2 separate regions of the Homo sapiens genome follow, and region 1 is linked to region 2. A link is a loop called in an ENCODE intact Hi-C map of the cell type or tissue named here. Cell type or tissue: Caco-2. All regions are shown on one strand. Links, peaks and the distances in the headings refer to the core of each region. The heading gives the core; the rest is flanking DNA.

What was found. Peaks named below come from ENCODE experiments on the same cell type or tissue, not always from the same donor. Only the 100,000 strongest peaks of a DNase experiment are listed, where the experiment ranks them.
Region 1: a loop joins it to region 2, with 2.7 times the contacts of the local background. A loop is called at or near these places in 2 of 110 quality-filtered maps.

What each region holds. Positions count from the first base shown.
Region 1 is chr2:10,628,198-10,641,051 of GRCh38, forward strand. All of the region lies in intron 13 of NOL10 (nucleolar protein 10), which reads right to left. Among named protein-coding and RNA genes, the nearest start is that of NOL10, 55 kb to the right of the region's middle. In Caco-2, for the core only: no CTCF peak of the experiment used is centred there; a DNase peak (open chromatin) is centred at 6,554.
Region 2 is chr2:10,579,070-10,591,923 of GRCh38, forward strand. NOL10 (nucleolar protein 10) reads right to left here. Exons shown (of 21, transcript NM_024894.4): 18 at 10,509-10,682; 19 at 9,974-10,221. Among named protein-coding and RNA genes, the nearest start is that of NOL10, 100 kb to the right of the region's middle. RefSeq lists an enhancer at 10,124-11,323. In Caco-2, for the core only: no CTCF peak of the experiment used is centred there; DNase peaks (open chromatin) are centred at 5,322 and 5,912.

The sequences.
Region 1 (12,854 bases), core at 1,982-9,981, 49 kb after region 2:
TGATGCCTGGAAACACAATTCTTGAATTCTTTTCTGAGCTTTCTCCAACTTACCACCACTAGCAGAAATAACACACACAGGTACACTCTGCACATGAAGAGCCCCAAGACAGCCCCTTCACTGTGCTATCCTGACATTCTCGACCCCCATTCACAAGTGGAGTCACTGCCAACATTCTACTTAACCTTTATTCCTTTGATTTACAGTTGACTGAAACCAACAGAGCTCTTTTTGTTATAGATGCTGCTGCTGCTAGGCACCATCTCACCCATTCCGCTAACTGTATTTTTAAAATTGTTCCCCTTCTCCTACTCTATCCATTGCATTAAATATTTCTGAAGTTTAATTTCATTGGTTTAATCTCTTATATAAAGATCAGGTTCTAAAGTCAAGCAGATAAGACTAAATGGAATATAAGCAAACCTAAACTTGAAAGGCCCGTCAGAATTTCCATCTGGTGTTAGAATAGGACCAGATACAGCAGGAGACTTGCACCTGGTGACTACGTCATACCAAAAAATCCCATGTCTTAAATGACCAGAATCACACTCAGTGTGATGCTGTCATGCGCAGTATTAGGAAACAACACATTTAAGCAAACTTTTTCAAACAGTCTTCCTCATCTCAACTAAGAACACAAAAATAACCGAGTAACTCTTTTCTCAATTCTCCCAACAACGATCCATCACTGGAGCCATCCTAAATGCATGGGGGAGAAGGTAATTGATCACATAAACTGGATGCCTTAGGGAATTAGGAACACGTTTTCTCGGTTGAGAAAGGCCCTCTCATCTCAAGTTTAGTCCAGGACATATGCCCCCCAGAGCGAATGGACAGCCACGTAAGTGAAACTGCCTAAGAGTGCAAACATGCTCGCTTGCTCCCTCCACCTCTCCCCTACATACACCTCCCTCCCTCCCCCCACCACCCCTCCACCTCCAGCCTCCAACATCTTGAAGGGCTTTTATTGAAACTGATGTAAGCTAAATGAACTTCTGACAGGATTTCACTTTAAATCCAATCAGTAGCCACTAAAATATCCCAAATGCAAAGAAAATGTAACAGAAATGTTGGCAAGAATGTCTCTGACTAGTGAGATTTATAAATTTTTCATCTTTTTCTGATATTTATGTATTTTCAAAAATAACTATTACTTTATATTCATACAGAAAATATATTTTTTAATAATTTCCAAGAGTTTATAATAATAAAGAAATGTTTAGTGGGAAAAAAAACAAGATAAGAAACCATATTAACAAAGTTTCAGATTAAATATTGAAAAAATACAGCAAAATGTTAATGTTTGTCTTTAGGCAGTGGAAGGGTATTTGAGTTTTCTTCTACTCATCTGTATTTGCCATATTTTGTACAAAGAGTGCGCCTTGATGATATAATTGGGGAAAATGAACTTCACTTTAAAAAATCAGACTTCTTATTTAAACAACCAGATGTTATCACTGCTTTCTGTTTCAATAGTCAATGGCAAAACTAATGGCACAACAGACCTCTCTCAATCTATATCTTAAGTGATTATCAGACTAAACAATCCCAAATCATGTCTTAACTCATTTTCCTTGCTCACATTCACAAGTTTGTCACAATCTTTTCCGTGTATAGCTTTATTTTGCTCAACATGATATTCCCTTCTAAAAGCTAAATAAAAGTCCATGCTCACACAATGCCATAATTATTATTCTTTTTCCCCTCAGTCCCCTGAGTAGCTAAAACTACAAATGCATACCACCATGCCCAGCTAATTTTTTAAAACATTTTGCAGAAAGAGGGTCTCACTATGTTGCCCAGGCTGCCTAGAAATCCTGGCCTCAAGTGATCCTCCCACCTCATCCTCCCAAAGTACTGGGATTACAGACATGAACCACCACACCCAGCTTAATGACTTAATTTTATCCAAATACTCTTTGCCACCCACGGACCCCGTGAATTCTGTTCATTACAAGAAATCAGCTGAACATGAGAAATGACTGAATGAGTATATCCATTCTACATAAATGCCTTACAATATCATTCCTCTTTTGTTGCTCAAGAAACTAGTGTTCGGAGAGAATAAGTAACTCATTCAAGGTCACATTTATAAATGGCAATGCTGGTATTCAAACTCGGGTCCAACCAATTCCAAAGTCTAAGTTATTTCTACTATGCAATGTGGAAGGAAGAAATGCTTTTTAGATCCAGCTGTCACCAACTTGCCATTTGACCTTAAACAATAACTTGCAGCTGGGCGCGATGGCTCACACCTATAATCCCAGCACTTTGGGAGGCTGAGGCGGGCGGATCATGAGGTCAGGAGATTGAGACTATCTTGGCTAACACAGTGAAACCCCGTCTCTACCAAAAATACAAAAAATTAGTCGGGCATGGTGGTGGCAGGTGCCTGTAGTCCCAGCTACTTGGGAGGCTGAGGCAGGAGAATGGTGTGAACCTGGGAGGTGAAGCTTGCAGTGAGCTGAGATCGTGCCACTGCCCTCCAGCCTGGGCGAAAGAGCAAGACACTGTCTCAGGAAAAACAAAACAAAAAAAAACCCAAAAACTTGCTTCCTCAGCTACAAATTAAGGGCTGGACTAGATGACCTTGGAGATCCCTTCTAGCTCTGATGGTCTATGCTCCAAAGCTTCCCCTTTCCTTTAAAGCACACTGATGAATCCTTTAGTGTGGACAAGATTTGAGCAACGACTTTCCCGTTTACATTCTGTCTGGAACATCGTTTGTATGCTGATAAATTCCCTAGGGAAGAGTTTTCTTTTCATCTGACACTACCTTCCCAAACAAAGAGAATATGTTGCTACTGGTACTATAAAAGAGCAATTTCTGGCAAAATTACATCTGTCAGTATGTCTAATAGGGCTCTGCTTAAATGTGCACTTTAGATGAAAGTGTGATCTATCATTTTTAGGATTCTACACGGACACTAACAGATTCAGGGCCATTTCAACATATACTAATGGGGCAAAGAGATCTCTTACTGGGGACTTCTCCAGAATATCAATTTAGTAAACATAAATGATCCTACATTGTTGGCTTTGAACTGAAATACATCAGCTGGACCAATCGTGGTCCTGATTCAAACCCAAATCTTAGGGAATGACGTGTACAGCACTCCCAGCAACTCCAGTTAAAAGCATGGAGAGAAAAACAAAAGGCATTCTTTTCAATCTTTAAAACATACAATAAGGCTGTCATACTCTAGATGCAAAGCCAACTTCTGCACAAATTCCAAAAAAATTAAGACAAAAGCTAAATGCCCTTGCTTTCATATTCTCCTTTTGGATTTTTATAGGAAAAAAAAGTTTAATTAACCTATCTTCTTAACAGAATCACTATTAAATCTTTTGGACAAGGTATTACTTTTAAAAATTTGTTGGCACTCCCAAACACAACGATTGCATCATACCACCATTCTCAGATGTGGCTGACAAGAAGGCACTGTCAGAGCCAAAGAACTGATGCTAATCCTACTGTATGAAAATTATACTCTGGCACACATGAACCATGTTCTCCCTGTTTTTTTTTTTTTTTTAGATGGAGTTTCGCTCGTTTGCCCAGGCTGGAGTGCAATGGCACGACCTCAGCTCACTGCAACCTCTGCCTCCCAGGTTCAAGCGATTCTCTTGCCTCAGCCTCCCTAGTAGCTGGGATTACAGGCATGTGCCACCACATCCAGCTAATTTTGTATTTTTAGTAGAGACGGGGTTTCTCCATGTTGGTCAGGCTGGTCTCAAACTCCCGACCTCAGGTGATTTGCCCGCCTCGGCCTCCCAGAGTGCCTTTCTATATTTTAATAGTAGTAGCAGAAAAGGGCAAATGCAAAATTTCAATCTGGCATTAAGTACGGTCAAGAAGCACTGCAAACCAGCCATGGTCAAAGTACACAACCATTATCAAAGACGCTCCAAATTGCAGTAATCAGGTCACTCTCACTTGTGTGCTCATTAATTTTTCCACACCCATTAAGTGAGGGCCTACAGTATGACAGGCACTGCTTTAGGTGCTGAGGATATAACAGGGAAAAAGACAAAATGACGCCCCTGCATTCATGTCTTACATTACAATGGGGAAATATAGACGTAAAGAAGTAAATAAACGAAGAGAAAATATTTTAGGGCTCACGAGCCATATGGTCTCTGTCACAGCTACTCAACTTTGCCATTATAGTCAGAAAGTTGCATAGATAATACATAAATGAATGGGCTCACTGTGTTTCAATAAAACTTTATTTACAAAAACAGACAGCTGGTGTGTAGTTTCCCAAACCCCAGTCTAGAGTACACCCTGCAAGATCATCTGATTCTCATTCTACAGGACCTATTTTACAACTTTGCAAATTGTAAGTAACTGGAAGCAATGCAAAATAATTGTCTATAGACATGCAAATGAATTATGTCTGGTGGACAGTTTATACCTTTGGAAAAGGCCCCAAATAGTCCAAAATAGACCATTTTGTGTCTACTTGCACATTCCCAATTCAATATAACTTTATTCCATGTAAATTTGTCCTTTTTTACACTTTTCCTTTTAAAAGTTAAATTAAAATTTTACCTTTTGATTTAACCATGGGCCTGGTTCCCTCATTTAATTTACAGGTTAAATTAAAATGTGAAATTTTTAAATTTTAAAATATTATTTAAAAAAATAATAGCAACAGTGTCTTGGTTATGTTGCCCAGGCTAGTCTGAAACTCCTGGGCTCAAGTGATCCTTCGGCCTTAGCCTCCTAAAGTGCTGGGATTACAGGTGTGAGCCACCGCACTAGGCCTAAATTAAAATTTTAAGATGTATTTATTTCATCTCTATATGAGAATCATGATTTCATGTTTTGGGGAAGTTATCTTTTAGCAGTTTTGGAGGTCTCACTAAGATACCTGATGCACTCACCTGACAGAACCAGGAAAACTTCCTCATCAGAGTGTAACATACTTGGGCTCCTGAAATCCAAGCACAGTTGTCCTTGGCTCGCGGGGTGAATCCAAATGAACAGCAGAACTTGGCTGTGTCTGTCTTTCTTTTTTATTTTACTTAGTTATTCCGTTATTTTTTTGAGACAAGTTCTCACCATGTTGCCCAAGCTGGATTTGAACTGGGCTCAAGTGATTCTCCACTCCTGAGTAGTTGGGATTACAGGTGGGTACCACCGCAAAAGGCTCTAATTTTAAATTTCTTATCTAATAAAGCTTATGTAATATATAATTGATATATTAATTATATATTAATGTATCATAACATTGGTATTAATTATATATTGATATATTATTAATATACAGCCCATAAGTTATTCCCCACTTATGGTAACAGTGGCTGGGGATTTGGTTTAACAGCCCATAAGTTATTCCCCATTTATGGTGGCAGTGGCTGAGGATTTGGTTTAACAGTCTGACTATTTGGTGATCTTTGTAAATAGATTAATGCTTAATAGAGATCTATTCTCTGTTGAGTGAGAAGAAAACAGAATCTGATTCTTTAGTCTCTTTCTGCTTTTCTATTATGTAAGACTTTTCAAGTTGTAAGCAAAATAATGAGCCACTGGAAGGTTTTAAGCAGAAGAGTAACACAATCTGATTTATATTTGTTTTGTTTATATGTATGTGTGTGTGTGTGTGTGTGTATATATATATATTTATTATTATTATTTTAAGCAACAGGGTCTTGCTCTGTCACCCAGGCTGGAGTGCAGTAGCATGGTCATAGCTTACTGTAGCCTCAAACTCCTGGGCTCAAGGGATCCTCCTGCCTCAGCATCCCAAGTAGCTGGAACTACAGACACATGTCACCACACCTGGTTAATTTTTAAAACTTTTTGTGGAAATGGGGTCTCACTATGTTGCCCAGGCTGGTTTCAAACTCCTAGGCTCAAGCAATCCTCTTGCCTCAGCCACCCAAAGCACTGGTATTACAGGTGTGACCAACCGCACTGGGCCTGTTTTGTTTATATTTTTAATATTTTACATCAGTCTGGCTGTTACATGGAAAATAGGTTACAAGAGAGACAAAAGCAGAAGCAGAAAGATCAGTTATCCAGTATTACAGTAATCCAGAGGCCTGATGGAAGGGAAGCACTGAGAAATGGCTGGATGTGGAACAAAATCTGCAAACAGCTGATGGACTGGATGACGAGGCATGAAGTGGAGAGGAGAGGAAACAAGGATGGCTCCTGCGCTCTAAGCCTAGACAGCCGAGTGAGCAACAACAAGGCTTCAGCTGAAATGGAGACCCTGGCAGGTGGGGTGCAGGTGGGGAGCTGGATCAGAAGTTCTGATGTAGACACATTAAACAGGATGTGCTATTAGACATCCAAGTGGAGAAGCCGAGTAGACTGGTGGATATGTACCTCTGTAGCTCAGAGGGAAGGCTGGAGAGGGAAAATTGGACGTCATTAACACACAGCTGTTATATAAAGCCTAGTTATATAAAGCCTAGGCATAAACAAGCTCCCTGGGAGAGAATATAAATAAAGAAGAGACAAGGACTAAGTCCTAGCGCTCACTAACATTCAGAGGTCAGGGGAGAGAGGCAAGATCCGAAGTCTAGGACGTTATCAGCAGGAGGAGGAGCCAGTGAAGACTGAAAAGAGATAACTAGATGAAAGAAGGAATCCCAGGAGAATGTGGCCTTCTAGAAGCTGGGCACAGAGTTTTAAGGAGGCCTGGTCAACTGTGTTTCTAAATACCACTTGGAGATAAAGTAAAATGATGTGCATATGAGATGTATGTTCAAGGAGAAAGGGAGGATGACTGTACACGTCTGTCCAGGAAAAGCAATACAGGCTGAGTAGCCTGTTTCTAAAATGCTTGAGATCAGAAGGATTTTAAATTTTTGATTTTTTTTTTGGCTTTTGGAACATTTGTATAAAAATAATGAGATATCTTGGGATGAGACCCAAGTCTAAACATGAAATTCATTCATGCTTCATATACACTTTATACACACAGACTGAAGGTAATTTTATACCTTTAAACATTTTATATTTTTAATAATTTTTGGCAGGAAACAGACTTTAGGTTAAGTCTCATGTTTGGATTTTCCACTTGTGGAGTCATGTTGGCACTCAAAAGAGTTTTAAATTTTGGAGCGTCTGCATTTCAGATTTTTGGATTATAGAGGCTCAACCTCTACGTTCTCTATCGGCCAACATTCTCTCTACTGTTCTCTTTTGTTTCCAGAGATTGTGGGACAAATATGGTCATTCACTATTTTGCCCCAGATATGTGCTATGATCATAAGGCAAAGAAAACACCAAGTCTCCAACCCTGAAATTCAAATTTAAGATGAAGGTGGGGGAGATTTTTACAAATCTATATATAATATCTACACAGAAGAAGGGGGCTGATAAAATATCTACATAAAAAAGAGACTGATACAAAGTGCCTGACCCTTGACTTAGGGAAAATGCGTAGGAAGCCACTGAACCCTGCTGCCTTCCTTCACAGCGCTTAGTCACAGATCTGTTTATCACCACCCCTCACCTAGATTGTAAGCTCACAAGGGCGGTGAGTGTACAATAGAGAACATGTTGGTTTTCTTCACCAACATATTCCTGCAGCCTAGTACCGTACTCAATATATCCTTACTGAACAAATACAAGCACTTGTTGGTCTCCTACATTTACTTTTATAATATAGGAAGACAAAATAAAAATATTAAGAGACAAAATAGCAAAACACTCGTCCATCTAGGAATTTCATGTATTTCTTATTTTTTTTAAGAGAGTCTGTGTCACCCAGGCTGGAGTGCGGTAGCACGACCTCGGCTCACCGTAACCTCTGTCTGCCAGACTCAAGTTATTCTCATGCCTCAGCCTCCCAAGTAGCTGGGATTACAGGCACGTGCCAAAGCATGCTCAGCTATTTTTTTGTATTTTAGTAGAGACAGGGTTTCGCCTTGTTGGCCAGGCTAGTCTCAAGCTCTTGGCCTCAAGTGATCTACCCGCCTCGGCCTCCCAAAGTGCTGGGATTACAGGCATGAGCCACCATGCCTGGCCCATCCAGGAATTTTTGACACTTATTTTCAAGATACTGTCAAATCTACCGTTAAACTAAAACAACATATACTCTGGATAGCTGATAAAATATGGCATCTTTGGCCGGGCACAGTGGCTTACACCTGTAATCCCAATCCCAACACTCTAAGAGGCCGAGACAGGAAGACTGCTTGAGCCCAGGAGTTGGCGACCAGCCTGGGCAACATAGTGAAACCCTGTCTCTACAAAAAACCAAAAAAAAAAAAAAAAAAAAAAAAAACACCAAACAAAATTAGCTGGGTGTGGCGGCATATACCTGTAGTCCCAGATACTCGAGAGGCTGAGGTAGGAAAATCACCTGAGCCCAGAAAGTTGTGACGCTGCAGTGAGCCATGATCACACCAATGCACTCCACCCTGGGAGACAGAGTGCGACCTTCAATCAAAGAAAAAAAAAAAAAGTATCTTCTTAATGAAGCTGAGGAGTAAGGCTGTGTTCTTAAGACTTTGGAAAATTATGCCAAAACACACCAGAACAGTAATGTTTCAAATACTGAACTTGAAAAAAGATACCATCTATATAGGAAGAAGATCACATAGCGATGATTAAAAAGTATCCATAAGTACCTCTCTAACAGACAACAGTCATTGACATAGTCATGGAGTTTAGAACTAGACTAACAAATTCAATTCACCACAGACAGAAGTTAAAATTGTTTGCACCTAAATTTGTTTTTGTCACAAAACCCTTAGAGGCTGGGTGTGGTAGCTCACGCCTGTAATCCTAGCACCTTGGGAGGCCCAGATGGGTGGATCACTTGAGGCCAGGAATTCAAGACCAGCCTGGCCAACACAGCAAAACCCCATGTCTACTAAAAATACAAAAATTAGTCAGGTGTGGTGGTGCGTACCTGCAATCCCAGCTACTTGAGAGGCTGAGGTAAGAGAATCGCTTGACCCAGGAGATGGAGGTTGATTGTGCTACTGCACTCTAATCTGGGCCACGGAGCAAGACACTGTCTCAAAAAAAAAAAAAAAAAAAAAAAAACACACACACACACTAAAACCAAAAACCCTTACAGAAAAAAACCTGAGAAAAAGACTATAATATCTATTTGTATTTCTTCATTGAGCAAGAAAAAAATCTGCCAGACTGCAAATATTCATACATTTACTAGAAAAATGTCCATGCCATTTCCCTAAAACTGACTTCCCAAAGCTATAATGATTTCAAAAGCATCTCCCTGACAACCCCTAAAATTCTGCAGCACCTACTGCCTTGCCATCTTTACAGGTGCAGGAGCACAGATGTCTGCCCTAGCCCAGTGACTGAAGCCCTGAGGAGATACCAGCGTTGAACCCTGTGATGGCGTCAGAAGGCCTCACCTCTGCGGGGAGTGTGCTACCTACTCAGCTGAGAGGCTTAGAAACATTCACTAAACAACCTTTTATTACATTCCAAAAAATGTGGCTTCCAATTGTGCATTTCCTTTGGTTTGCGTGCCTCTGTGAAGCTGTGTGGTATGTATTTTTGAGGCCTTATGCTTCTTAACACATAGTGTCCTCTATTTGCGAAGACAGAGTTTTGTGGGTTTATGAACTGCTGGATAAGCTCCAGTGCGATTCTGAACAGACGCAGAAGCACTAGTGCAAGTTAGAAGGGTTCTTCATGTTTTTAACCGCCTCATTTGCAGGCTCCAAGAGTACTTTCCAAATTTTAAATTAAATGGTAAATGTTAAAATATTTAATCAGTGTTTTATTTTAAACAGTCAAAATATTTTAATAGAAATAATATAGGAGTTTCTTAAGAAAATGTTTGAAAATAAAATAACTGGCCAGGTGCAGTGACTTACACCTGTAATCCCAACACTTTGGGAGGCCAACGTGGGAGGATCGCTTGAGGCCAGGAGTTTGAGACCAGCCTTGGCAACACAGTGAGATCCTCTCTCTACAAAAAAACAGCATAAAAATTAGCTGGGCTTGGTGGCACATGCCTGTAGTCCTACCTACTCACAAAGCTGAGGCGGGAGGATGCTAGAGCCCCAAAGGATGAAGCTGCAGTGAGTTATGATCACGTCACTGCACTCCAGACAGGGTGACAGAGCAAGACCCTGTCTCATTCAAAAATAACGTAACGTGACGTGACGTGACGTGACGTGACGTGACGTAACGTAACGTAACGTAACGTAACGTAACAGTACCTAACTGCCATTCTTGAAAGCTGGGTGCAGTATTTATTCTTTATAACATCTTAAATAGTGACATTAAAAAAAGAAAAAAACAAAAACAAAGCACATACCCTTATAGCTGAATTCCCTTTTTTTTTTTTTTTTTTTTTTTTTTGAGATAGAGTCTCACCCTGTCACCCAGGCTGGAGTGCAATGGCATGATTTCAGCTCACTGCAACCTCCGCTTCCCAGGTTCAAGCAATTCTCCTGCCTCAGCCTCCCAAGTAGCTGGGATTACAGGTGCCCACAATGACCCCCGGCTGATTTTTTGTCTCTTTAGTAGAGACGGGATTTCACCATGTTGGCCAGGTTGGTCTTGAACTCCTGAACTCGTGATCCGCCCGCCTTGGCCTCCCAAAGTGCTGGGATTACAGGCGTTTGAGCCACCGTGCCTGGCCTTTTTTTTTTTTTTTTTTTTTTTTTTTTGAGACAGATTCTTGCTCCGTTGCCCAGGCTGGAGTGCACTGGTGTGGTCTCGGCTCACTGCACCCTCTGCCTTCCAGGTTCAAGCGATTCTCCTGCCTCAGCCTCCTGAGTAGTTGGGACTACAGGCACACACCACCACGCCTGGTTAATTTTTGTACTTTCAGTAGAGATGGGGTTTCACTATGTTTGCTAGGCTGGTCTCAAACTCCTGCCCTTAAGTGATCTGCCCATCTCAGCCTCCCAAAGTGCTAGGATTACAGGCGTGAGCCACCATGCCTGGCCAACTGAATTACTTTTATTCTTCTAAATCAAACAGCTTGGGCCAGGCGCGGTGGCTCACACCTGTAATCCCAGCACTTTGGGAGGCCGAGGCAGGCGGATCACAAGGTCAGGAGATCAAGACTATCCTGGCTAACACAGTGAAATCCCGTCTCTACTAAAAATACAAAAAATTAGCTGGGCGTGGCAGCGTGCGCCTATAGTCCCAGCTGCTGGGGAGGCTGAGACAGGAGAATGGCGTGAAGCCGGGAGGCAGAGCTTGCAGTGAGCCGAGATCCTGCCATTGCACTCCAGCCTGGGCGACAGAGCGAGACTCCATCTAAATCAAACAGCTTCCCAAACAAATAGTTTTCCTCCTACATTTTTCCTCAAGTTTACACATCCACATTACCAAGCAGCAAGCAATCACTCACACCCCAACCACCACCACCAAGCAATGAGTGGCTGCAGGAGTGCCCTGATATGCTAGGGGCTCGGAATTCAGGAGCATTTCCAACAGAAACACCATTAAGCAGAAAGGTTTTGGGTTGGGTGCCATAGGGGACTTGGATTCCCTCTGAAGTCTACATAGTTGCCAAGGATGTTAATTATAAAGAACTAACCTAAGATTAAATTATGTTTCAGAGGAAAAAGCAAGCTTGAAAAATTATTCTTGGCATTAGTCTCTGAAGCTGCAGACGAATTAGACCCTGGAGAAAACAAACAAACAAAACAATAGAACCTGGTCTCTGAGAGAATTAAAAAAATAAAAATAAAAATAAAAAATAAGGAAAGAACTGAGAAAATGGGACAGGGGCTGCAGACAACCCATTTGGTCTCAAAGGACAAGCTGGCTACAGAGATATCTAAGTGCCAGAAGGTGGTGTATCAGGAACTGCATTAGTTTATAAAGATTTCAATTACTCAAGAAAGATGATATCAGATAGGCAAAAATTAACAAGCTAAAAGAACACTAAGTTGCCTTCATCTTCAGTATGCCCCAAAGAGGGAGGGAAAAAGTTTTCAAACCTGATTTATAAGATGTTAATACAAATCACAGTCCAGGCTTCCTAAACTTGGCATGGATCATACATTAAACACACATTTCTTTGGTTCTATAGGCCTCAAATGAACCTTCCTGCCAAACGTCAACTTGGTACGTTTGATAAAATCTTATGAAAAATGGCAGGCTTTCAGACCCCTGGGCTCTCCCTTTGCTTTGAAGGAGTTTACAAAGAGCAGTTTCCAAGTAAAGACAAGTGGTGCTATAAAATATCACTCAGTACTGTGGGAGGGAGCAGGGCAGAAAGGTAGGTCAGAAAGGAACACTGAAGTCCAAGTTTCAGCATAATGCTTCGCTTAGCAAAAGCAACTTCTGCTCACACTGTCCCCATATGCAGCTCACCTAGGAGAGGGCTCTCTGGATGTTTTTTTCACAGCTTTCTGTTAAATCTCAGGTAGAAAGTTGAAACTAAAAAGGTCTTATAAGATAAGCTAACATTTGTCAAGAAGGCAATTTCTCATCACCTGGCTATCATCCAGCCCCTCACACTTCATACTTCATACTTCTTCTCATCACCAGCCCCTCATACTCATGCTAATTAAAGTCACCATTACTTGGAACAAAAACGCCCACCCTAAGAAACTGATCCAGAGAATCAGAAGTAAACAATGGGTCTCTTACAGTTCTAAGATAATAGACATGTCATAAACCAGCCAATGACATATAATAGAGGCAACTAAAAATGTTTTAGGTAATTGCAGTACCTTAGAATTAATATTTCCAAGGTTAACTGAAGAAACCAGGAACCAATTTGTATATAAAATACAACTTTGGGGCTCATGCCTGTAATCCCAGCACTTTGGGAGGCTGAGGCGGTGGATCACTTGAGGCTAGGAGTTCAAGACCAGTCTGGCCAATATGGTGAAACCCCATCTCTACTAAAAACACAAAAATTAGGGCCAGGTGCGGT
Region 2 (12,854 bases), core at 2,595-10,594:
AAGACAAAGTGATGCTTCTTTGAAATTCTGAAGCTAATGTTTGATGCTCACACCATGTGAAATTTATCTCTAGTTTACAACTCGTAGTAATGTACTAAACATACCTTCTTTATATAATTTGAGACATAAAGTGGTTAGCATAAAAGTGGCACTCTTTTCTAAGCAATAATGTTATTAAGAAGCACTTTTAAAGTACTTTTCATCTTCAAAGTTATTTATAGACTAACTAATTAATCCTTTCAACATCCCTGAGACAGAAGTATTTATCCTTTATAGATGGCAAAAAAGGGAGGTAAGATGTGAAATGACTTGCTGCAGGCCACGTAAGGATTCAGTTCTAAGCAGGATTCCAATTTCAGAATTGCTGGTTTCCAGGCAAGTGTCAGGCCATACTTGATTTACACAGTTTTGTTCAGGAAACTTGTCCATTAAGTATTCTCAATGACAAGCTTCCACATGACAAACGGAATGAAATGAAGATTTCGGTTAGCTTTTTTTTTTTTTTTCCGAACAATTCAAAAGTGAAGTGTAAACGGACTCTGGCATGCATGTGAATTATGTGAGCCTCAGCAAATCCCTCAACCTGTTCATGTCATTCTTCTTCTTTCTTTTCATAGCTATAAACTCTGAGGTTTCAAAGTTAACAGGGCTGCTGTGCCTATGGAGTAGCCATTCTTTTATTCCTTTACTTTCTTAATAAACTTGCTTTCACTTAAAAAAAAAAGTTAACAGGAATTCTGAATAACTATGGAACCACTGAGAGAAGATGGTATACAGAAAACACTAATTTAGGAAGAAAAAGACTTTGCCAGTAAATTGTGAGCAATTATTACTCTGTTAAGAATGACCTTACTTCCTCCATGATAGGGCATACACATTCTGGGGTTTCTCTCAATGTACTTTCAATGTGCACTTGTAAAAACTTGTTCTGTCTAGGCTATTTGGAAAGACAAGCTGAGTTTTGGAACAAACCATGGCAGAAGATCAGACACAGACAGAGACCGTGTGTGGAGGTTTCTACATTAAAGAAGTTCCACTTCCCTCCCTTTGAAAGTCAGTTTACTGAAAGCGTTTGCTAACCCAGCAGTTCCACAGCCTGCTTCTTGAGTGTGACTTCGGTCAGAGATGACCTAAGTAGACACTGCTGTAGGAACACCTGAAAATTCCTTATTGAACAGAAAAACAAAAGGCAGAACACCACACTGCATGCGCTTCTCAGCATGTTTCTTCCAGGACACTGGCAGGTGGCAGAGGAGGATGGCAGAATTGGCCTTTCCCTCCCCCTCCTCTCCCCTCCCCCGCTCCCTGCCCCGCCCCTGCTTCTTTTCCCTGCCTAGGCTTTACTTTAGGTCTGACAGCCATGGGGGACTTTTTCACTGGTGTATAGTAAAGGATTCTAGGGGAAAATCTAATTGGAACAAGCAGATAAAAACAATCCCCAAACTTGTGATTGCTAAGAAAATAGATACAGGCTTTACAATGTTGAAAGTGGGTAGAATTACTCAGTGTAGAATGCAGAAGGCTCCCAGGGGAAGAACCTAAATTATTAGTAAATTTATCTTAAAATAAAAAGGAAAGTGGGCAGAAACTACTAGGAAGAAAATCAAATTAAATATTTAGATGCACCAGGGAGGCTAATTTACTTTGGGGTTTTAAAATACGAACACACGCGCACACACACATATTTAATTAAAACTCAATGCTCCTCAGATGAGAGGTTTTGAATCCCGCTGCATGGAAGGGGCGGTGTGGGGGTGGAGGTCATATTCATAAAGGCATGTGCTTCAGGACAAAATTGAGAAGAGTTAATTAACTCTAATTAAAGGAGCCCTCACTCCATAGTCTACACCGGAGGGAATAAACTAGAAAATGGAGAAAGAGAATCCACAGATAAAGGATTAAGTATTTTTTAAATTTAATTTTAAGTACTTTGCTTTAAATAACTACCTTTGACAAATATTTACATATGCCATAAGGTTTAGTAAAAACTTTATTTGAATGCTTTCCGTTTCCATGTGTTGCTTCAAAGGCCCTATTTCAAGAGACTTAAACTCAGGCAACCACGAAATCTGATGCCTCATCTATAGGCATAACGAAGATGTAAAAGATTCTTAATATCCGGCGTTGCTGGAGTGTGGGGAAACAGGCGCTCTGGCCAGAGTGCAAAGTGCTCAAGCCTTTTTGGAGGGTGATCTGGCAGTCTCTTATCGCATACCCCCGCTGATCCAGCAAACTCCTACTAGGAATACGCTTTAAAGAAATACTTGTCCGTGTGCATACACACATTTGCGACTGTGAAAGGGGAAAGAGAAAAAGCAGCAACCTCAACACCCATCGTCAGAGAACAACATACATCCCAGCACACCCACCTTATGAAGTATTTATGCAGCCAGAAGGTAAGCCTACTGTACGTACAAAGAAACGTTTCCAAGACTTGCTGCTAAACAAAAAGAGCAAGTTAAAACAGTATAATTAGGCTGGGCACAGTGGCTCATGCCTGCAATTCCAGCATTTTGGGAGGCTGAGGCAGGAGGATGTTGTGAGGCCAGAAGTTCAACACCAGTCTGGGCAACAAAATGAGACCCCATCTGGACAAAAAATTTAACAATTAGCCGCATGTGGTGGCCTGTAGTCGCAGCTACTCAGGAGGGTGAGGTGGGAGGATCATTTGAGCCCAGCAGGTCGAGGCTGCAGTGAACCATGATTGCGCCTCTGCACTCCAGCCTGGGCGACAGTGTGAGACCCATCTCAAAAAATAACATGAGGAGTATGAACCATTCATGTTAAAGAAAAAAAGCTACAGGTATAGATGTGTGAGTGTGAACACATACGGGAATGAATGCATTTTTTAAAAGAGAGAAGTGTGGTGCACACACAGCCATGACCTCAGGGAGGGAGGTGGGGGACAGGAGAGGCTTTAACCTTCAGCCCACACTCTTAAGTGTTACAATGATAACATGCCTACATAGTACTGAGGACGTATTCCTTGAGTAATACAAGATTCTCTTTTTAAAAATGTAAGCCTGGAATTTAATTACTTTCCAGATTAGATTTTTAAATGCTTATATTAAAACAAAGCTGCATTACCTCAGCTCTTATCCACTATCAGAGGAATGTGAGCTGAAGAGTAAAAACATGCCATATTAATTCACAAAGTGGATAATGTTGCAGACACGATAAAAAGCTCACCCAAAGCTACCAAGCTACCCGGTGAAGAAGATGAGCTCCCCAAAGGCAGGGACTGTCTTAAACATCTTTGAATTTCTAGGACCTACCACAGGGCAGGTACTTCAAAGAATGCTTTCATAAATGGAACTGAAAGGCTGCCTGGCAGCTAATATTGACTACCCAAGGAGAGAAGTTATCCCCATCTACTGAAACGTGGAGAGTTTTCATTCTAAGGACTCTCTTTCTCCACTGTTCACCAACACACACAGCTCCACTCCTATACCTTGCAGGTCATGGCTGCTCCAGATACCAGAAAAGGCTGATGTGCCCAGATTCCTGAGGCCAACAAGCATGGCCTTCCCAATCTTTCTACCTCTAACCAGAATGATGTCCCCTATGTTCACGCATCTGGACTTCTTTCCTCCATGTCTCTGAGGATGCATACCTTGTCTTTTCTGAGGCTCTCCTTACCTGGTACTCGGGCCCACTGCCACCCAGTTCCTTACCAGATGCCACTTTATCAACTGACTCAATTCTCTCCATTCCTTACTACCCACTTTCTGTGGCTGAGTCTTCTCTGCCTACTAACAAATCACATCTCTCAAGTCTATAAACCGCTTTCCATCAAGTTATTGGCTTTCATCCCTTTCTTTCACTACCAAACTTCTTGAAAGACTCACCGACACTAACTGTTTACTGTGTTTTCTATCTCCCAGTCACTTGTGTCTCTATTGCAGTTGGCCACTTGGCAGGACTGAGAAACGAGTGCCAGTGAGGCCATCCGCATACTGGCCTTTTCCCAGCCTTCATTCCTGGGCCTCTCTACTCCGATGGGTGTCAGGACCACTCCCTTCCCTGAGACACGCTCCAGGTTTGGCCCTTTCCAGTTTTCCTCTCAGCTTGTTGACAACTCCAGTATCTTTACTGTCCATCTTCTCCTCTGTCTGCTTTCTAACAGAATTTTTAGTTCTAGGCAATCAGTACATCTGTGAATTCTCTAAAATTCTATGTAAATACATCACAGGCATTTGTATTTTTCTCTAGAGAGGTGTATGGTATGGATTTTATCACAGATTCAAGTAAAATATTTGTTTTTCCCCAAGCTTCCATTCTTAGCCCTAATCTTACTTTATACAATGACGCTAAATCTCTTTTCATTCGTGATCTTGACCACACAATAAACGCTGGTATCTCTCAAACTGACATCTCCAGCCTCCTCTTCCTGGGCCCGATGGACACTGCCATTGGTTTACTGAATGTGACACAGAAGACGCATGGGCTCCTTTATTTAATGTGCACAAAACCCAGCTCATTACTTTTAGCCTTAAACCTATTTTGCATTCTGTATTTTTTACCTCAATGGCAACATTACTAGACATCTCTACGTCATCCCTGACTATTCCCTTCTCCTTTGATATTATTAGGAACTGATGGTGGAGTTTGTGCTCCTTTTTCTTTCTCACTCTTAGTCTTCTGGTCTGTCTGCTCCTCTCCACCCCATCGTTCAGGCCTGTGGCCCTTCTAACTGGGATGATTCTAATGGTTTGAGAGCTGGTCTCTGGGTGTCCAGGTTCTCCGCACATTGTCTTTCTAAAATGGAGATATTCTGCTAATGGGTTTCTGGGAATAGGGACTTTTTATGCCTATGTTTTTATTTGCTACAACAAACATGCACTGCTTTTATTACAAAAGTATTTACAACACTAGGGGAGGGGTTGGAATAGATTGGATCCCATTCATCTAAGCTGTAAGATCGTGGCTTTCCAGTGCTTGCTCGGCTACCCCTTCAGGCACCCCATGCTCTGGCTGTAGGAAGGCACCCCCAACCCTTCGCATGGCCTGCCTGTGGCTGCACCGTGCCTCTGCCAGGAATGCTATCTTTCCCACCAGCCCTGAATGCTCCACTCTGCATCTTTCCACAACCAGTTTCCATATGATTTCAAGGCTCCCCAAATTCAGCTCCTTCCTTCTTATGCTCCTTTCCCATGAGCGCTTCAGGTACGCAGGCCATGTCGTTCTTCCCATCCCCTGGGTCTAGAATGCTGGTATGCTCGCACTGAGCAGTTGATAAATGCTTGATGAATGAATGGGTGGTGGAGAGGCTGATAAGTGGATGAACAGACTCACAAACAAAGTTAGCCCACTGTAAGGCATAAAAATATGTGTCAACAGACACACGTGTTTATCTAAAGCCATATGACCACACCAAGCAACGCAGACAGCTCACTCAAGTCTCCAGCTACCATTCACGATCCACCTTTCCCTTTATAGAAACATTTTAAAGCTAGGCAAGTCCAAGTGAACATTTAAATATAACACATTCAATCTGATGTTGTCTCTTGTTGACTGGCTTGCGGTAACTTGCAGAATAAACATACAGAGTCACTTTAGTTCTCTGAAGGATCGTGGTTTAATGCTTCACCAAATACTCATGTAAATATTATCACTTATATAGTTCTCAAAAAGGATGTTTAACTTAGTGATATTTAACTTAGTAAGAATGTTTAACTTGGTGATATTTAACTTAGTAAGAATGTTTAACTTGGTTATATTTAACTTAGTAAGAATGTTTAACTTGGTGATATTTAACTTAGAATGTTTAACTGCAGTTTATTCACCTCGCTATGGGTTATTCTTAGATACAAATTTTTATCCTCTTTGTTTTATACCTCCATATCCTACTACAGCCCCCAGGCAAAAGGAAGAATGTTAGAGAGATTAGTCAGACCGCCTACCCCCAAATCACAGCCTCCTGTTGCTGTGGTTACACTCAAAACAACTGCTCCCAGATTTTCCTGGTCAATGGCTATGGGGAAAAGGAGTCCTTTCTCAGCAGATCTTGAAGGAGTAACTTCTGAGTTGCCTGATGTGTTGTCATGGCAAAAAAGATTCACAGTTTCAGCAAGTATTTCTCAAGTGCCCACTCTATTCTAAGTACTTATTCAAGAGCCAGAGATAAAGCAGTAAATAGAGCAAGACAAAAACAGCATATACTCAACAAATAAACTTACTCCACAGAACCAGAACAGCACAAACCAAGCAGGACTCCCAGTAAAACACCTACACATAACAGCTGTATAAAAAGTGAGGCTGCACACGCTGCTGGAGAATGTAAAATGGCACAGCCTGTGGACAAGTTTGCCGGTTTCTGAAAAGGCTAAACATAGAGTTACTATATGACCAGCAATTTCTTCCAATTCTTGCACATAGATGAAAACATATGCAAAACACATGTAAAACTGTATAAACCAATGTTCATAGCAGCATTATTCATAATAGCCAAAAAGTGGAAACTACCCAGATGTCCATTAACTGACGAAGGGATATAAACTGGTCTATACATACACTGGAATATTACTTGGTAATAAAAACAAATGGAGTGGAGTTGTCCCTTGGTATCCGCTGGGGAATTGGTTCCAGGACCTCCCTTGGATACTAAAATCCATGGATGCTCAAGTTGTATAAAATGGTGTGGTTATTTCCATATAACCTGTGCACACCCTCTCCTATATGTTAAATTATCTGTAGATTACTTATAATACCTAATACAATGTAAATGCTACATGCATAGTTGTTATACTATTGTTTAGGGAATAAAGTCAAGAAAAAAGTCTGTACACGTTCAGTACAGTTACAAATTTTTTCTGAATATTTTCAGCCCATATTGGTTGAATTTATGGATAAGGAACCCTTGGATACAGAGGGCTGACTACACCGATAGATGCTACAACACGGATGAACATTAAAGACACTGTGCTAAGGGAAAGAGGCCAGCCACAAAGGGCCACACATTATACAGTTCCCTTTACATGAGATGTCAGAATAGGCAAATCGATAGAGACAGAAAAGTAAACTAGTGGCTGCCTCAGGATGGGAGATGGGGTAGGGTAAATGTGGGGTGACTGCCCATAAGGCGTGGGGTTTCTTTTTGGGGTGATGACAATGTTCTAAAATTAAGGTGATAGTTCCAGAACTCTGTGAATATACTAAACACCAGTGAACTGCATGCTTTAAGCAGATGAATTGTATGTTACATTACTAACAACCAGTGAACTGCATGCTTTAAGCAGATGAATTGTATGCTACATTACTAACAACCAGTGAACTGCATGCTTTAAGCAGATGAATTGTATGTTACATTACTAACAACCAGTGAACTGCATGCTTTAAGCAGATGAATTGTATGTTACATAAATTATATCTCAAGAAAGTGGTTATTTTAAAAAGTGAGGTTGGTCAGTAAAGAAAACACCTTCAAAAGATACCAAGAACATTATAGTTGGCCCTTGAATGACATGGGTTTGAACTGCACTGCTCCACTTACACGCAGTTTTTCCAATAAAAGTTAACACCATTACTCGCCTCCCCTGCCTCCCTTCCACTTCCTCCTCTTCTGACTCTGCCTTCCGAGACAGGAAGACCAATCCCTCCTCTTCTTCCTCTTCAGACCACTCAACATGAAGACAACAAGGATGAAGACCTTTACAATGATCCTCTCCTACCTAATGAATAAATATATTTTCCTTTCCTTATGATTTTCTTAATAACATTTGCTTTTCTCCAGCTTATCTTATTGTATGAGTACAGTATACAATACATAGAACATACAAAATATGTGGTAATTGACCCCTGACTGTTAAAAATTCTGGTTACCAGTAGGCTATTAGTAGTAAAGTTTTTGGGGATATTCTAGGTTCTCAGTCACCAAGAAGGTTTAAAAAAAAAATGAAGTTTTCAGGAAATCAAAAGTTGTATGTGTTAGGTCTAGACTTTCTAGTGAAAATAAATAACACAAAAAGTTAAATGTATATATATATACATATATATATACATATATATACATATATATACATATATATACACATATATATACATATATATACATATATATACATATATACACATATATATACATATATACACATATATACACATATATATACACATATATATACACATATATATACACATATATATATACATATATATACATATATATATACATACATATATATATATACACATATATATATATATATTTTTTTTTTTTTTGAGATGGAGTCTAGTTCTGTTGCCAGACTGGAGTGCAGTGGCGTGATCTCAGCTCACTGCAACCTCTGCCTCCCGGGTCCAAGCAATTCTCCTGCCTCAGCCTCCTGAGTAGCTGGGACTACAGGCACGTGCCGCCACACCCAGCTAAGTTTTATATTTTTAGTAGAGACGGGGTTTCACCATGTTGGCCAGGATGGTCTCCATCTCCTGACCTCATGATCTGCCCCCCCCTTGGCCTCCCAAAGTGCTAGGATTACAGGCGTGAGCCACCGTGCCCGGCCTAAATGCACATTTTTTACTTTGCAGGGGGTTGGCACTCCTAGCCCTCGAGTTGTTCAAGGGTCAACTCTACTAGCTTCTTTATTCATGGACATATCTTTAGTTAGTTCATCAGAACCAGAATTTTGAGGTGCTTCTGAATTCTAAATTCAAGGATTCACTACATCTGGTGTTGCAGATATTTGCTAGAAGCTGGTGAAATAAAGATGAATAAAACATATCTCAACCCCAGAAACAATTCCACCTGTTCACTGATGTCCTCCCCACCCTTTTCCTCCTCCCACTTCGGAGAAAACACCTTCTCCTGCACGGAGAGCTGGGAGCTGGAGAAGTACAAGGTACAGAAATGTACTGACCCCAGCCTAACACCTTGTCTATTCTGCCCACTCCTCTTGCTCCACCTCAAGACTGCTCCCTTGGCTCCCCAGACATTCCACTATTCTTTTAAGACATCTCCTGTGACCGTCTATCATATTCCAATCTTGTGCATCAATACTTTGCCTAGGAATTCTCAAAGCAGAGACTTGCATAATTTAGAGTTTACATACAACTTGGGCTTGACACCTAGCTTGTTCCTGACTCAGACTCCTGACAACTGAAAATTATTCAAATAAAACTACCTTTTTTGGGGAAGGTTAATTTTTTTGGAAGGGTGGTAAATATTTATAACATAAAACTTACCATTTTAACCATTTTTAAGTAGACAGTTCAGCAGCATTAAGTACATTCACACTGTTGTACAACCACCACTACCAACTATTTCCAGAACATTTTCATAATCCAACCTGAAACTCTGTACCCATGAAACACTCGGCAACCACCATTCTACTTTCTGCCTCTTTCTACATATTTGCCTATTCTAGAATACTACTCTTTTCGATCTCTCAATTTTCCTGAAAAAGACTTAAAATTTCTGGCAAATTTTCCAAGTAACCTTTTCAATAACCAGGTAAAGTGAGATGGGGTAAACATAACCGAGGTTCTAATTTTTTAAAATAACTTTGTGAAGAAGCAGAAAAGTTGTCATCTCCTAGCAACCACTGTCCAAAAGGCTTCAAACCACTGATCTGTAGGGCACAGAGTAAGTATTTGTAGGTGAGGGAACCCCATGGGGAAAAAACAAGGACAAGGAAAGTGTGTGGCTTCTGCAGCTTAAAAGTGTTCCACTGATACTCATAAGGCTCTCTCTACCCTGTATTTTACTGCATGTAAACTATACCTCAAAAAGTTGTGACAAATAAGTAAATCCCCTAGAGACCAATGTACTTCAATAGCGACGCTCCCCTCAGGCCTCCTGGGTGCTTCCCTCACATCACCTCCTGCACGGCCTTACCTCCCCTGCTTCCCTCGTCCCCTCCACCCTCTGCACCTCCATCATCCAAAGACAGAAATGTCATCTTTAGGGCAATGTGCCAGAGAGGAAAAGCAAGGGCTTGGTTACATGTCAACTGTGCGCTCAGGCAGTGCTACTCACTTCATCAGTTTCTGCTTTGTGGCAGAATCTTTGAAGCTTCTAAATTCTTCTCCTGCTTTGATCTCATAAAACTGGGGCTTTAGGACTGTCTGCTGGTCCTCCTTGAGTCGTTCCTGCCGCTTCACTTTTTCCTCCTGCTGGAGGAGTCTGCGTTGCTTCCTGACCTCTTCAACCCAGGCTTTTTCATCATCTGAACTCTCCGAACTTTCTGCATCACTTGGTTTTCCTTCCGGCTCTTCCTCCTCTTCCTGAGAATAAAAATAGTAAGCAGCAACTCCTTTCCCCCAGTCAAACACAGACCCCTTGGTTTCTCTGAAGCAGCACTGGCCCATTAATGAGTGCCTAACAGCTGCTCTACTGCATGCATCAGGAGAAATGCCTTTAAATAAATAAGATAATACTCCTAAGCCCAATGTCAAACACTTAATATGGAATTAATTACATCTCAAGTATAATCAAAGACTCTTCTAACTTACAAAGAAAACATTACATTAAAGAAACAGTAGCAAATTCTAACTGATAAGGAGTACATTACTTTTTCACGAAGTTCTTGTTGCTCTAAGAGTCTTAGTTTCTTCTTCCTTTTTTCACTAATTTTTGAAACAAGTGGATTCAGAAGCCTAAATTCTTCACTCTCTTCATCTACTTGGAAGTCAGGGTTCTCAAACATAACTTTAAATCGATCATCGGTGAGAATATTAGGAAGACTCTACAAGGAGGAAAAAGTACGTAAAAATTTAAGTTAATATCTGACTAAAATTTGACCAGAAACATGGTTTTAAAACACTGATTCTATTATAAGTTAATAAGCGGCATGAGGCATACATTATTAACTCATTATGAAATTTCTTCCAGGACTTTCAACGTGCCCCTAGGTTTTAGCTGCCACCACCAAAACAACCTCTATTAATCTACTTTGCAGATGCTCTACACCACTTGGCCATTACACACAATGAGCCAAGAATGACCCTTTTGGCTAACTTTATGCTTAACAGATTAGAAAGAATTTCTTCAATTAACATTTTAATGCAAAAAAACACCTTTCAAGAAGATACTAGGTTTTTAAAAAGTGGCTTTTATTATTTTTTAGAGATACGGTCTCACTCCAGGCTGGAGTGCAGTGGCACAATCACAGCTCACTGCAGCCCCAACCTCCTGGGCTCAAGTGATCCTCCCACCTCAGTCAGGCTCCCAAGTAGCTGGGACCACAGGTGCACCACCGCACCCGGCTAATTTTTTATTTTTTGTAGAGATGGGTCTCACTATGTTGCCCAGGATGGTCTTGAATTCTTGGGCTCAAGCAATTTCTCGTGCCTTGGCCTCCCATAGTACTGGGATTACAGGCATGAGCCACTGAAAACAGGGCTTTTAAATAAAGCTTAGTTACTACACTGACTTAAAATAAGCAATTCTTTCAACTTCAGATTCCAAAACTGGGAGAGGAGGTATACAAAGTCAGTAACTCACATGGTGGGATGCAGGAAGCTGGTGATGTCAGTTTACCGATTCCAGCTGAGTTACTGGGAAACAGAAGGGACGTTTCCATCCCCTACAGGGTTGTTTCATCAATATTCCCCCTCAGGTCAACTAATTGTTGTCAAAGGATATTGTGTATCCTTCAGATACAAAAACTTTGGCTACTGAGACCCATTTAGATAGCTCAGGACTGATACTAAATTCCTTTTTATTTGTACCATTTTCAATGGAAAGTTTTCTAAACTGTACTGTAAACTTACCTGTTCACTTAAGTAGATGACAGAGAATCTTACACATTTAGGACTGTCTTATTGTTCCTTCTCTGCTACAGGCTTGGAAGCCAGATGAAACGGCTTACTCAGAATTGTTTGTCAATCAGAGTAAACAGCCCTGAACACTGCTGGAAAAAGCTGACCTGTTTGTGATGGACTCTGACTCTGCTGAACAGACTACTTTACTATTTCTCCACTGTTGAGAGTAAACAAGATTGCAGGCAGTTGAGTTCTGAATATTATTTGTGTGACAGACCTATACAAAAGTTTAGTAAATCATAAGATATTAAGGAACTTGGCCTGTTTATTATTTGTATGTACCTAAAAACAGATAAACCCTTACCTAAAATTCTAAGATATTAAATGCAGCAAGTTTCCCTGATTAAACATCATTTCCAAGAAAGACTTACAACGAAGGGAAAAAGAAAGGTAAGATCGAGTTCCTGATCCTAAACTAGTAAGGAAGAAAAAACACTGCAAACACGTGCTACTAGGCCTCTTCTGAGGGCTGCTCGGTAGTGCTGAAAGTGCCACAGGAGAGGACAGAAAAAGGAATCCCAACAAAAGACACCCCAGGAGGGGCCCTGGGGGGTGCAGCATCAGGGAGGGGGCTTGAAAGATGAGTAGGTTTCAACAAGTAGAAATCTGAAGAAACAGCATTTCCAGCCGATGGGAGTGGTGAATAGTCTGGCGACATAAGAATGATGCAATTTCAAAACAATTTTTTGATTGGGTCATACTGTAAAGGATTTTAAATACCATGACTGTTATTTTGAAGATATAAGGGGAAACCACTAGCGAAGAGGAGGAGGGGGAGGAAGAAGAGGAAGAGAAAAAGGAAGAGAAACGAAGGAGGGAGACAGGGAAGGAGGGAGGAAGGAGAAGATGGATGATCAACAGAAGTGTGCTTCAAGACTCCCAGATGACAGAACTGGCCAGGTGGTGGTTCATGCCTGCAATCTCAGCACTTTGGGAGGCTGAGGTGGGAGGACTGCTTGAGGCCAGAAGTTCAAGACCAGCCTGGGCAACATGGTGAGACGCTGTCTATACAAAATATAAAAAATTAGTCAGGCGTGGTGGTGCATGCCTGTAGTCCCAGCTACTTGGAAGGCTGAGGTAGGAGGATCGCTTGA